Linked DNA regions of Mus musculus: region 2 is linked to region 1. A link is a loop called in an ENCODE intact Hi-C map of the cell type or tissue named here. Cell type or tissue: left cerebral cortex. All regions are shown on one strand. Each heading gives the region's core, and the rest is flanking DNA. Links, peaks and the distances in the headings are about the cores only.

Region 1 (5,436 bases), core at 107-5,106:
AAGCATGGAAGACTGCTTTTTTCTTAGACCACACACACACACACACACACACACACACACACACACACACACACACTGTGTTTTAGAATGAAATTTTTTTTTTCGGTGAAAGCAGAACTGGGGTGTGTTGGTAACAGTTGGTTAGCCTCGGATATGAAGCCTTACCCATTACCTTTTATGAGCTCATCCTGAAAGCAATTATTGCTATACCCAAAGCAAGGAGCAGTTCAGATCCCATTGGAACCGAGAGAACATAACAAGCATGCCTTTAAAACCCACTCTATTCACAATGGATAACTTGAAGAATATTATTACACCACACACATATGCTTTGGTGTACCTAAGCTCTGGAAATATTACCGGTAGGAAATCTCAACTTGCAAAGGCAATTCTGGTTAGCCGATAACATTTAGGTAAATAATTATACAATAAGTATTTAATAATATTTCAACTTAAGTTTGTCTCTGAATCTAAGGAATAATTAGTACTTCATACTTGTGTTTTTATAAGTAATACATGTATGTCCTTCCTTATTAATGAGGGACATCCCTAATTTGTACCAAACTCTATCAGGAAATATTTGAAACCAATTTTATCTTTTATTTTATTCATTGAAACAACTCCCCTTTTGTTTCTCATATTGGGCTCTCGGTTTTAGTCTATGAACTTACTAATACATATCTCATAATATTGATCTGGCACAAACGGTTCATTAAGCAAAAACACTAAAACACTATAAATATATATTCTTTATAGACATCAACCTTAAAAGAGGATTTTCATGTAAATCTATTACTTATTATTTTAATTTCAGTTATTTTACATCCAGTGTGGAATAAAAATGGTTTCAGCATTTGAGAAGTTTGAACCAGATTTTTCCATATTCTCTCCTACAGTATTTTCACCTTAGAAACCAGTTTATCTTATGAAATGAAGGGCATCCGAATACACGTGAAATACTTGCCTTTCATAGAAATGCAGTTTGTAAGAATATAAACATCAAATCAAAGATCAATATATTCCATCGAAACCTTTCACTTAACAAAGTAACAGAACAATAGTTGGTGACCAAAATTGGAAAGGCAAAAGTTCTTATTCTTGGATTTCTAAACTGCTTGTCTGTGGATGCCAAAGGGGAAGCTAAAAACTAGGAATACTGATTACTTGAGCATTAAGTATGTCCTTCTTAACTTCTCTTTTATGCTACATTCCCTAGGTCCAAAAAAAGGGAGCATTTAAAATCCTCGGCGGTAAATACTGTAGAAGCAGGTCTGATCAACAAGGCATTTGCCACAATGATAATAGTATTACAAGCATCCTCAATCAATAAGTTTTCTTTCTGTAGTTAACAGAGAGGCAAGCCATAAATCTCTAACTTAATCCAGCCAACATAACTGCAAAATGCAAAAAGCTCTGAGAACGGCAGATAATAAATTTTTAAAAGCATAAAACCACAAATAAGCAGACCCAAAGCTTCCCTCTGATAGTCCACACAACAAGATTATAGGAGATAAAAGGGGGTGCTGGAAAAAAAAAACAAACAAACAGAAAACCAGCCCCAGACATGCATTAAGCTAGTTTGACAGCTCCATTGTTCCACCGGTCCCATTGTCAGACCCAAAGATGTATTCAGTGCTACAATGTCTGCTAGCAAATAAACAAAAGACTGCATTTTTAAAAGCAGGATGCCAATTCTATCATAATTCTCTCTCCGCTTCCCAAAAGGTCAGCTGTGTCTCCTTCTCGGTCTATGATAGAACCCCACCACCCATGCAGGAAGCAGGTATCTGCTTTCCCGCACAAGAGGACCCAGGACGCCATGCATGAACAGAGGTCTCCAAACAGGTACACATTTTGGCAAGCAGGATAAAGTGATCCAAACCTGATAACACGAGAGGACTATTTAGGTGTCTAAGTCCAGATTAGAGTGGTATTTGGAACGCAAGTCTAATATGGAGTCTCCTCAGCTCCTTTTTCGATGATTATTCCATGCAGAGTGCATAATAATGAAAGAGGCTTAGACATTGCAAAGGAAAAGACGAACCAACAGCCAGATTCGGAACCCTTAAAACATCCACTGGCTGCTCATAGGTAGCGGGGAGCAAATGCATGGTCTGCTTTCAAAAGACAACTAGTACACACACAACTCCCTCACAGCAGTCCTTCTCCTTTCTCTCCCTGGCTTGCTCGCTCTCCCTCCCAATCTCTTGGTCTCAATTTCATTTCCCTCTCTCTGTTTAGATTCTTTTTTCTCTCTCTTTCTCTTCTAAGATAAGGAAGCTGCTTGATTCAGGGCAAGATTGGCGTCTCCACCAGCTCTCAAAACTAGAAAAGCCTATGTTAAAAACAAAGGACCCAACAACATACCTTAAAAGCAGCTCCTCATTTCTCATAGTAACAGCGGATTTGGGACAGCGCATGCTTTCTACACTGATAGTCTCAACAAAAGCCAGTTCAGAAGTGCGCTCAAACATCAATGCCACAGTCGCTATTCACTAATGCGCCCCCTCTCCTCTCTCTCTCTCTCTCTCTCTCTCTCTCTCTCTCTCTCTCTCTCTCTCTCTCTCTCTCTCCCTCTCTCCTCTCAAATGCTGAATAGTACAGAAAAGGGCTCCTGCAGACTCACTGGGAAGAAATAATCCTCTCCGACAAGTTATGTTATCTAGGCATGTTTTTGCACTGGTGTGCTGTGTCTTCTAGAGAGAGCTTGTTTGCATGCACTCAAGCCTGGCATTGGATCTCCTAATTACCATCTTAAAAACTGGGAAGATTTTAAGCAACTCAGTGACATGTGATTTCATATATATATATATGTGTGTGTGTGTGTGTGTGTGTGTGTGTGTGTGTGTGTGTGTGTGTATGTTAGCAAAACCAATCTCACAGCACAGTTCACTATCAACTATCAGCAGAGCATCCCAGAGGACTGAGATTTGAACAGGTCAGTGTGCTCAAAAGGATTTTTGCCTCTCTTTTCTGGGACACTGCATTCACAGTTGGATTCATCTGTTCCTCTCCTCTTGTCCTTAGAAAGAGTGACAAGGTCAAGACCCTCAGCCTCACCCTGGACCATAGATGCAGAGAACAGAGGCTAAGAAACTGGGAAGTGTTTTAACTCTCTGTATGCCAGAGTTCTTATAAATTAAGAGCTTCATTCACCAGAATCCAGGCATCAAAGCCAGCAGGCAACACAAAGATTGTTTGGTCGCACTGAATGCGTAATTGACAGATACAGCAGCTTCATTCCTGAAAGGCTAATGAGTGGCTTTTTTTCCCCAAAACAAGAAAATTTGCTACTCTGCTTCACTATATTCTTGAGCCTTTGAACATAAAGTGGACCAGAGAAAATACACATTCCCCTTTCTGTTTCTTTGAGTAGGAATCATTCCATAAATAACTAGGAAGTCAAACAGTAAGTTAAGCACACACACACACACACACACACACACACACACACACACACACAGAGAGAGAGAGAGAGAGAGAGAGAGAGAGAGAGAGAGAGAGAGAGAGAACTCTATGGACTGCACACATAGTCATCCAAAAGGGCAAGTTCGGACGTCACTCCAGGGGATGCACACTGACCTTGGAAGTTGGGAAAACCCTCACTTTCTATGGAATAACCTAGAACATTTCAAAACAGACCTGAGTCAACAAAGACTGGTGTGAATCCTGAATGCTCACCCCATCCTATATCGGCACAAAGTGTATCTTTCCTAGTAAAATTCTGGACTTGAAATATAACCGGGACTAAGAGTGAAGAAAATGATGGTGGGTTTTGTTCTCCCCCATATTTGAGGACCTTAAATAATATACCCAGTATCTTGTAAGATCTCTGACTTTTGAACTTGGTCTTATCCACAGTCGGGAGATCTGGGGAGAGTGTAGAGGGAAGAGTTCCTCAGGCTCTGCTACACAACATTCCTGACTGGTGCATCCTAGACTATGGAAACAAAGAAAGGATAGACAACTGCCATTCCCATTTCTACACATCACTAAGACATGGCAAACCACTTGACAAAGATCAAGTCCCAAAACAAGAGCCTCATCTTAAGGACAACTCCATCATCCCAGGTCTTTGCTTCATTACACGATATGAAAATCACCAAGTGAACATATGAGAAGGAATGACCTTGCCAGGGAAGGCTACTGTATGAAATGCAACATGCTCCTTTGAAGTGGGAAAAGTTCATGTAAATGAACTTGGAACTGGAGAGACCTTGAGGAAATAGACTGTGACCTTCTTCCCCTTATGGCTTGTGGGAGTGTCAGAGCAGAAGGCTCTTGACCTCCCTGTAGCTCTCTTTGCCCTGTAGTTAAATGGAGCCACCAACTGCTAATTTATTTTAAAGCACGTGAAGAGCCTGTGAAACTGGGTGTGTTTGGTCAGTGCAAATATTAATAAAAAGTGAATGGTCGCATGGACATCTGCTGTGAGTTTGTCTGACAGGGAAAGTAGAACTGTGAGGCTTAGGCTGCTGCCCTGGTATCCATGCAGCTCTCCTGACATTTCAATGAATTATGGATCCATAGTAGTAGTGGCCAGAATTGAACCAAACCACTAAATCATTTATATCTATCCACTTACTTTTTAGTCTTGAGGCCTAAATAATAAGGACACTACTGATGTAAGGGCTTATTACTTATCCCAATTCTACTACGATGACCGAGGACCTTATGCCCTCCAGCTGCATGGGCTGAATGTGGGATTATAGAATGAGTGAATAGAACATGTTTGCTACTTGTAATATTTGCATATGGTATAGGAAGTTTGTGATTTCAAGTGTACACTGAATTAACCTCTGTTCTTCCTTACACATCCAATAGACCATCTTTCTCTCTGTTTGAGTCCTCTTATTGAATATTGATCCAATGAAAATTTGTTAAGAAACGAATTCCCTTCTAGCCATTGAAACAAGGTGGGGAAAGGGATTGTATTTTCCAAGATACGCAGTTTCTTTCACAAATATGAGAAAATGCTCCCACTTTAGGCATGAGTTGGCACAGATGACAACTCATAAATGTTCCTTCCACACTATTGTGCTCTAAATTTCAAAGTCTCTTTGTATTTATCCATCCCACAACATTGACAGAGGTGGCATAATGTCACACTCTCACCTAAAAAGTTCAAGTGACTTGCCTACAGAGCTGCAGTAATGACCAAGCTTGGGAACTCTGTCTACTGCACCCTTGACACAGAGTATGGCCGCTAGACACACGAGGCAGGGCGTGGCCTTTAAGGAGCAGTCAGTGTGCTGTATCTGACACTCTCTTCATGTGAGAGTAGCAGTCAGAGAGGAAGGATGCCAAGGTAATGGAAACTTGGTTAAAAGGTTCCTCCTCTGATACCAGTTTTACATCAATTCATTTCAAACTTTATTACAATTGAAGATTAAAGCCACACAGACTAAGTACTCTTGAGGGCAAATTATTACTTGG
Region 2 (5,436 bases), core at 136-5,135, 160 kb after region 1:
TCATAATGAGCAGCTCAAGAAGGAAGAAAACCAGTAATGGCAAAGATAATGCCAAAAGCATTACTAGTCACTGTAAAAAAGGCATTTGTAGAGTATATCATGCAACATTGTCCTATGCTTACACAGAACACTTACCAACGGAGAGCACATATTGTGACTCATAGCACATAATAGACATACAAAGTGGACTTTTCAGACCATACTAGAACTAAAATCTAAATTAATAACAGACAACTTGGAAAAATGTGGCTATGCAGCCAAAGTGGTAGTAAGAGAAAGGACAGCATCTATGTTCAGCCAAAGCTGCACTCAGAGGGCAACAGATAGCATCAATACACATAGGAGGTGAACCGATGGACCATCTAACATTAATAACATCCGTTTCCATGTTATGAAACCAAAGAAAGAAGATTTGCAAAGCAGACACAAGAAAAGAAGTCATCACAAAACAAGAGTAGAAATAAGTGACTGGAAACATGGGAGCAAGGTAGAAGCTGAGTGAACCCCAGAGGTTCACTGCTGAAAAGTTCAATAACCAGTTAAACCTGTAGCTAGGTGAGAAGAAAGTAGAATGAATGAGCAGACAGTGTCGGAAGTGAGAGGAGGGTTAGCATTCCAGTTTCAGTGGTCATTAAGAGGACAAATACAAAAAGCACTAGAAACAAATTCTACGGCTCCAACTGGGTGATAATGAACCAATTTCATCAAAGACACAAAGTAACTAAAATCACAGAAAAGAGACAACCTTAAAAGTCCTACCTAATCAATGAATAAAAACATTCTACAGCCATACAAAATAGCCTAGCGGGTCAAGGCAGATCCGCTGGCCAACACCACCAAGCATTTACTTGAGAGATTATAGCACTTCTCGACATTATCTTCTAAAAATTATAGGCTAAGGGAACACTTCCAAGTGCATCCCATGAGACTTGCATTAATATTTAATTGAGATCACAGCCAGAAAGGTACAGTATTAAAAAAGGATGAAAATAAACCAATTATCTTTCATGACTATACATGTGAAAAGCTTCAATGTGATATTAGCAAATCAGACTTTATAAAGGCACATAAGATCTATTTGCCATGGCCAACTGAGGTATATTCCAGATATGCAAGCCAGATTGTAAATTAAAAGCATATACACCAAGCTAACCTACCATATCCACAAAATGTAGCAGGAAGATCACAGGGTCACATTGGTTGATGTAGAAAAAGCATTTCAAAATTCTAATATCCATTTATGAAAAGAAAATTCCTTAAACAATTAGGCTGAAGGAAAAAAAATCTTAATTTTGATAAATAACACAGTATGTACAGACATGCACACACACAGAGGCACACATACAGAAATTACATATATATATATATATATATATATATATATATATATATATATATTCAAAACCATGCATAGACACATATGCACACACATGTACATATTTATGCACACACCCCACAACTGATATTTATAAAATAACAGACACTTTCCCTTTGAGATTGGGAAGATGATAAGGATATTCCCCTCATAATTTGAACCCAACATCATACTGGATGTTGACTAGAAGAAGAAAAGAATAAAGCTATGCAGGTTAGATGGAATTAAATAAAATTGACTGTGAACTTGATGTCATGATTGTCTTGGTAGAAAGTCAGAGTTTGCAGATGGAGGTTATCAGCAAATACAACATTATTGGACACCAGGGCAAGACAGAAAGCTGATGTGTCCCCACATGTCACTAAACAATGAGAAGCTGAAATTTAGATATGCCATTTTTAATGTCACCAAAGACAAAACAAACTACTCAACTATAAAATTAAAAAAAAATACAGAGCCCTTGTGTAGAAGAATAAAAAGCATCAATCAAAACAATTAAAGAATCGAGAAAGTGGAGCAGTGGTGTCTCTGGCTGTAGTTTGAAGGCCCCATTATCAGTGGGATGTCATTTCTTTCCACCTTGTTTGGAGATTTAATGAAAACTCAGTAAGAATTACTGCAAGTTATTGTTGTGTCTATCAATAAAGTATTCTAATGTTTAAATAAAAATGTGAAACCAGAAAAGTCAAAATGATACTGAAGAAGAAATACATGATTGGAGGAGTCAAACCATTTGATTTCAAAACTTACTATTAAGCTATAGTAACCAAATTGGGATCTCGGTAGAGGAATAGAGGTATGGATCAATAGAAGAGACTCAAAGTCTGAGACAAATGCAGTCCAAACACAATCCAATAAAGCAAATGACACAATGGAAACACTGGTTATTGGCCTAGACAGAGATAGAACGAACATATTATGGACTGTTGAGATTGCTCAACAGGCAAAGCTGCTTGCCAACAATCTAAATGAGCCATTTACTTTCTATAATTCACATAATTTAGAAGAGGACAACTCATTTTTTTTTGCTCATCTTTTGACCTCTATATGTGTGTCTGGGCATGCTTGTGCATATGTGTGCACACACTGGTTACATGTGCTTGTATGTGTGAATACACACACACACACACACACACACACACACAAACAAATGTAAAAATACCTAAATACAAGACTCATGAAACTTCTATATCACTTATGATTTAATAATTATATTTAATAGATTTATTTATTTTAATTATGTGTATCTGTAAGATACTATAATGGTGGATATATGATACTGTATTTATCAAAACCCAAAGAACAAAGAGAGAACACAAAGAGTGAACCTCTATTTGTGCACATTTCAGAAAAAATATTTTAGAAGACATGGGGAATCCCAAGATGAAATGCAGACTATGACAAATGAATGATCAGCAGTAAGCCTTTAAGGTAATTTCACCACAGAGGATGGTGATGGAAACTCTACCTTACATGGTTGTGGGAAGGGGACAATATGTCAGGAAAGGAGATGAAAGGAAGTATAAATAAGATCGTGTTCTAGCTGATCAAAGGCTTCCCAATGGGAGCTAGGAGTAGATTAATTAATATTCTGAAAACACCTCATATATGAGATTATACACTTAAGACAACGGGTGGCACAGGAGCACCAGGGGGCTTTTTGGAAGCATGACAAATTCTAGTTATGCAAGGAGAGAAAGTAATGGGTTAAGATTGGCAACATCATCACGAAACATGAAACATGGTTATCTTACTATTGACATAACTGGTGTGGTTTGAATGTGAAATGTTCCCCAGTGTGCCCTGCTGGAGGTGCTGTTTGGGAAGATTATGAGCCCTTAGGAGGTGGAATCTAGCTGGAAGAGTGAGTCTTTGGGAGAGCAGCTTGAAATTTTACAACCCAGCCCAACTTTCTGCTCACTCTCTGTCTCCCAGGCAGGGGTGCACTGCTCCTTTCCCGTCATGATGAAATATTTTCCTTGAACTGTAAGGCAGAATAAGCCATTTCCCTTTTACAATGCTTCTAATCATTGCTGCATCCCAGCAATAAGAAAAGTAGCAAGTAGATACGGTTATAAATAATCAAGCACACACGCACACAGAGAGAGAGGGAAGGGTGCATATGCACATCCATTTCCAAATGTGCCATCAACTGAGGAAGCCTTGGACATAGTGACAGTCCATCATGAAAATCTAATATCAATGAGTATGTTTGGTGCTTAGAACTGTTCTCTAATCAATGGAGCCAGGGCTCTTCAGATAAATACCAATTCTAATATAGAGTGGGAAATAGATAAAATATCTATATAGCTATCATCTATATCATCTATCTATCATCTATCTATCTATCTATATGTATCTATCTATCTATCTATCTATCTATATGTATCTATCTATCTATCTATCTATCTATCTATCTATCAATCATCTATCATACAACCATGTATCTATCAAGAATAGAAAGAAGTACTTAAAATATAACAACAAACAAATCCCACAAGGGCTTATGTTGAAGAAGGAATATATAGCAGATAACTGAATAATAGCTCCCTATGGTCAAATCGTTGAGCAATAAAATAATCAGAGTAATATTAGATCATGATCCAAAGTTTAAAATACATACCACGAGACTATGCTGACATAACTTAACAACTAAATAAAAGGAACACAAGAGATATAGCTCCCATTTAGAAGAATTACAAATACTATTTATAGGTAATCCGCCCACAGGTGGGTGAGTCATGACTCCGAACTCCTTAAATATGAGCAGCTTGTTCATACTGAGCACAGAGCTCAGTATGGAAAGAGAAAAAACAAATAACAGTTTAATGGAGAAAAGCGATGACTTTTGAGTGATTAAAGTCAACACCAAGAGTTAAAAGGTGTGCATCCTTGCTCTGTGCTGTTCCTTTGTCCCTCCTTCTTCATAATCTCAGTGCAACCATGAGGAACATATTAGTTATCAAGAGAGGGACTCTTTACAAAATATTGAACCAGTATTTAAAGTTGCCAAGATCATACGACATGAAGAAAGTTTGAGAAGCCTAAGAGGGGGTTCAGGAGCCACTACACCTGAGTAAATTGGGGCCCTAAAGGGGATGTTGGCACAGAAAGAGGACATTAAGAAAGAACTCAGAGAAAAATCTCAATCAATTGTGGGCTGTAGGTAATAATGTGTTAATCTTAATTCATTAATTTTGAGTATGAAGACATTTTACTACTTGTGCGGTTTTTCTATAAACCTACAACTATTCTAAAATTAATATATGGGAAAATTATATACATATATACATTCATCCCTGGTGGCACAGGTCTATAATCTCCTGTAATACCAGAGAGTATGAGACAGGAGGACTGCAAAGAATTCAAGATTTGTCTGGGCCACAGAATGGGTCAACCTGAGACATTATCTCAAAGAAAAAAGAAAAAAGATAAAAGATAGCGGTGGGCTGTAGGATGACCTGTGGGTGTCATCCCCAGAACGCTCTCCTACCTCTCGTCCCCATACAAACCAACTGAAGCATAAAGACACTTTGCCAGCGTGTTCCCCAGGGAGAGCTCCTGCAGAGGGGTATGGCTCTATCTAGGACTATTTTCCTTGATGGGGACTCCAACATTCCCAACCCAGTCAGATAATCCTAGGTAGTAGTTTGTATAGCAGCTAATGTCCCTGCAGTGCCTCCTCAACAGCACTCCTATCACTGCTTCCTAACTCGGAAACAATGTGACACACCCCTCCCACTGCGCATGCTTCCCTAGCCATGCTGCTGCACACCAATCAAACTGTGAGGAGAAACAAACGCGACCTCCTCTAGTTACTTTCCTCAGCTATTTTATCACAGCACTGAGAGGGGTAGCTAAAATCTATCCAATCTAGGGCTGGGTTTTCAACTGTTCTTTGTGTGTCTTTGTGCCTATTTATCATATGCCCTAAGAGGAAAGCAGGGCCTCTTTTGCTTACATGACATATTTGTGCAAATTCTGATACATTGTAACCACTCCAGCCTTTAAACGCTAACTTGGATATGGGAGTGTAGCTCATTTGGTATACTGCTTGCTCA

The links. Peaks named below come from ENCODE experiments on the same cell type or tissue, not always from the same donor. Only the 100,000 strongest peaks of a DNase experiment are listed, where the experiment ranks them.
Region 2: it touches region 1 in a loop (2.2-fold over the local background); 1 of 42 quality-filtered maps calls a loop at or near these places.

The regions. Positions count from the first base shown.
Region 1 is chr2:6,882,485-6,887,920 of GRCm38, forward strand. Celf2 (CUGBP, Elav-like family member 2) reads right to left here and starts at 2,512. Exons shown (of 14, transcript NM_001110228.1): 1 at 2,368-2,512. The coding sequence starts at 2,474. In left cerebral cortex, for the core only: no CTCF peak of the experiment used is centred there; DNase peaks (open chromatin) are centred at 2,161 and 2,308; H3K4me3 peaks cover 2,958 bases; H3K27ac peaks cover 3,794 bases.
Region 2 is chr2:7,047,176-7,052,611 of GRCm38, forward strand. It overlaps a transcript of Celf2 not described here. Among named protein-coding and RNA genes, the nearest start is that of 5031426D15Rik, 120 kb to the left of the region's middle. In left cerebral cortex, for the core only: a CTCF peak has its summit at 3,190; a DNase peak (open chromatin) is centred at 4,118; H3K27ac peaks cover 2,090 bases.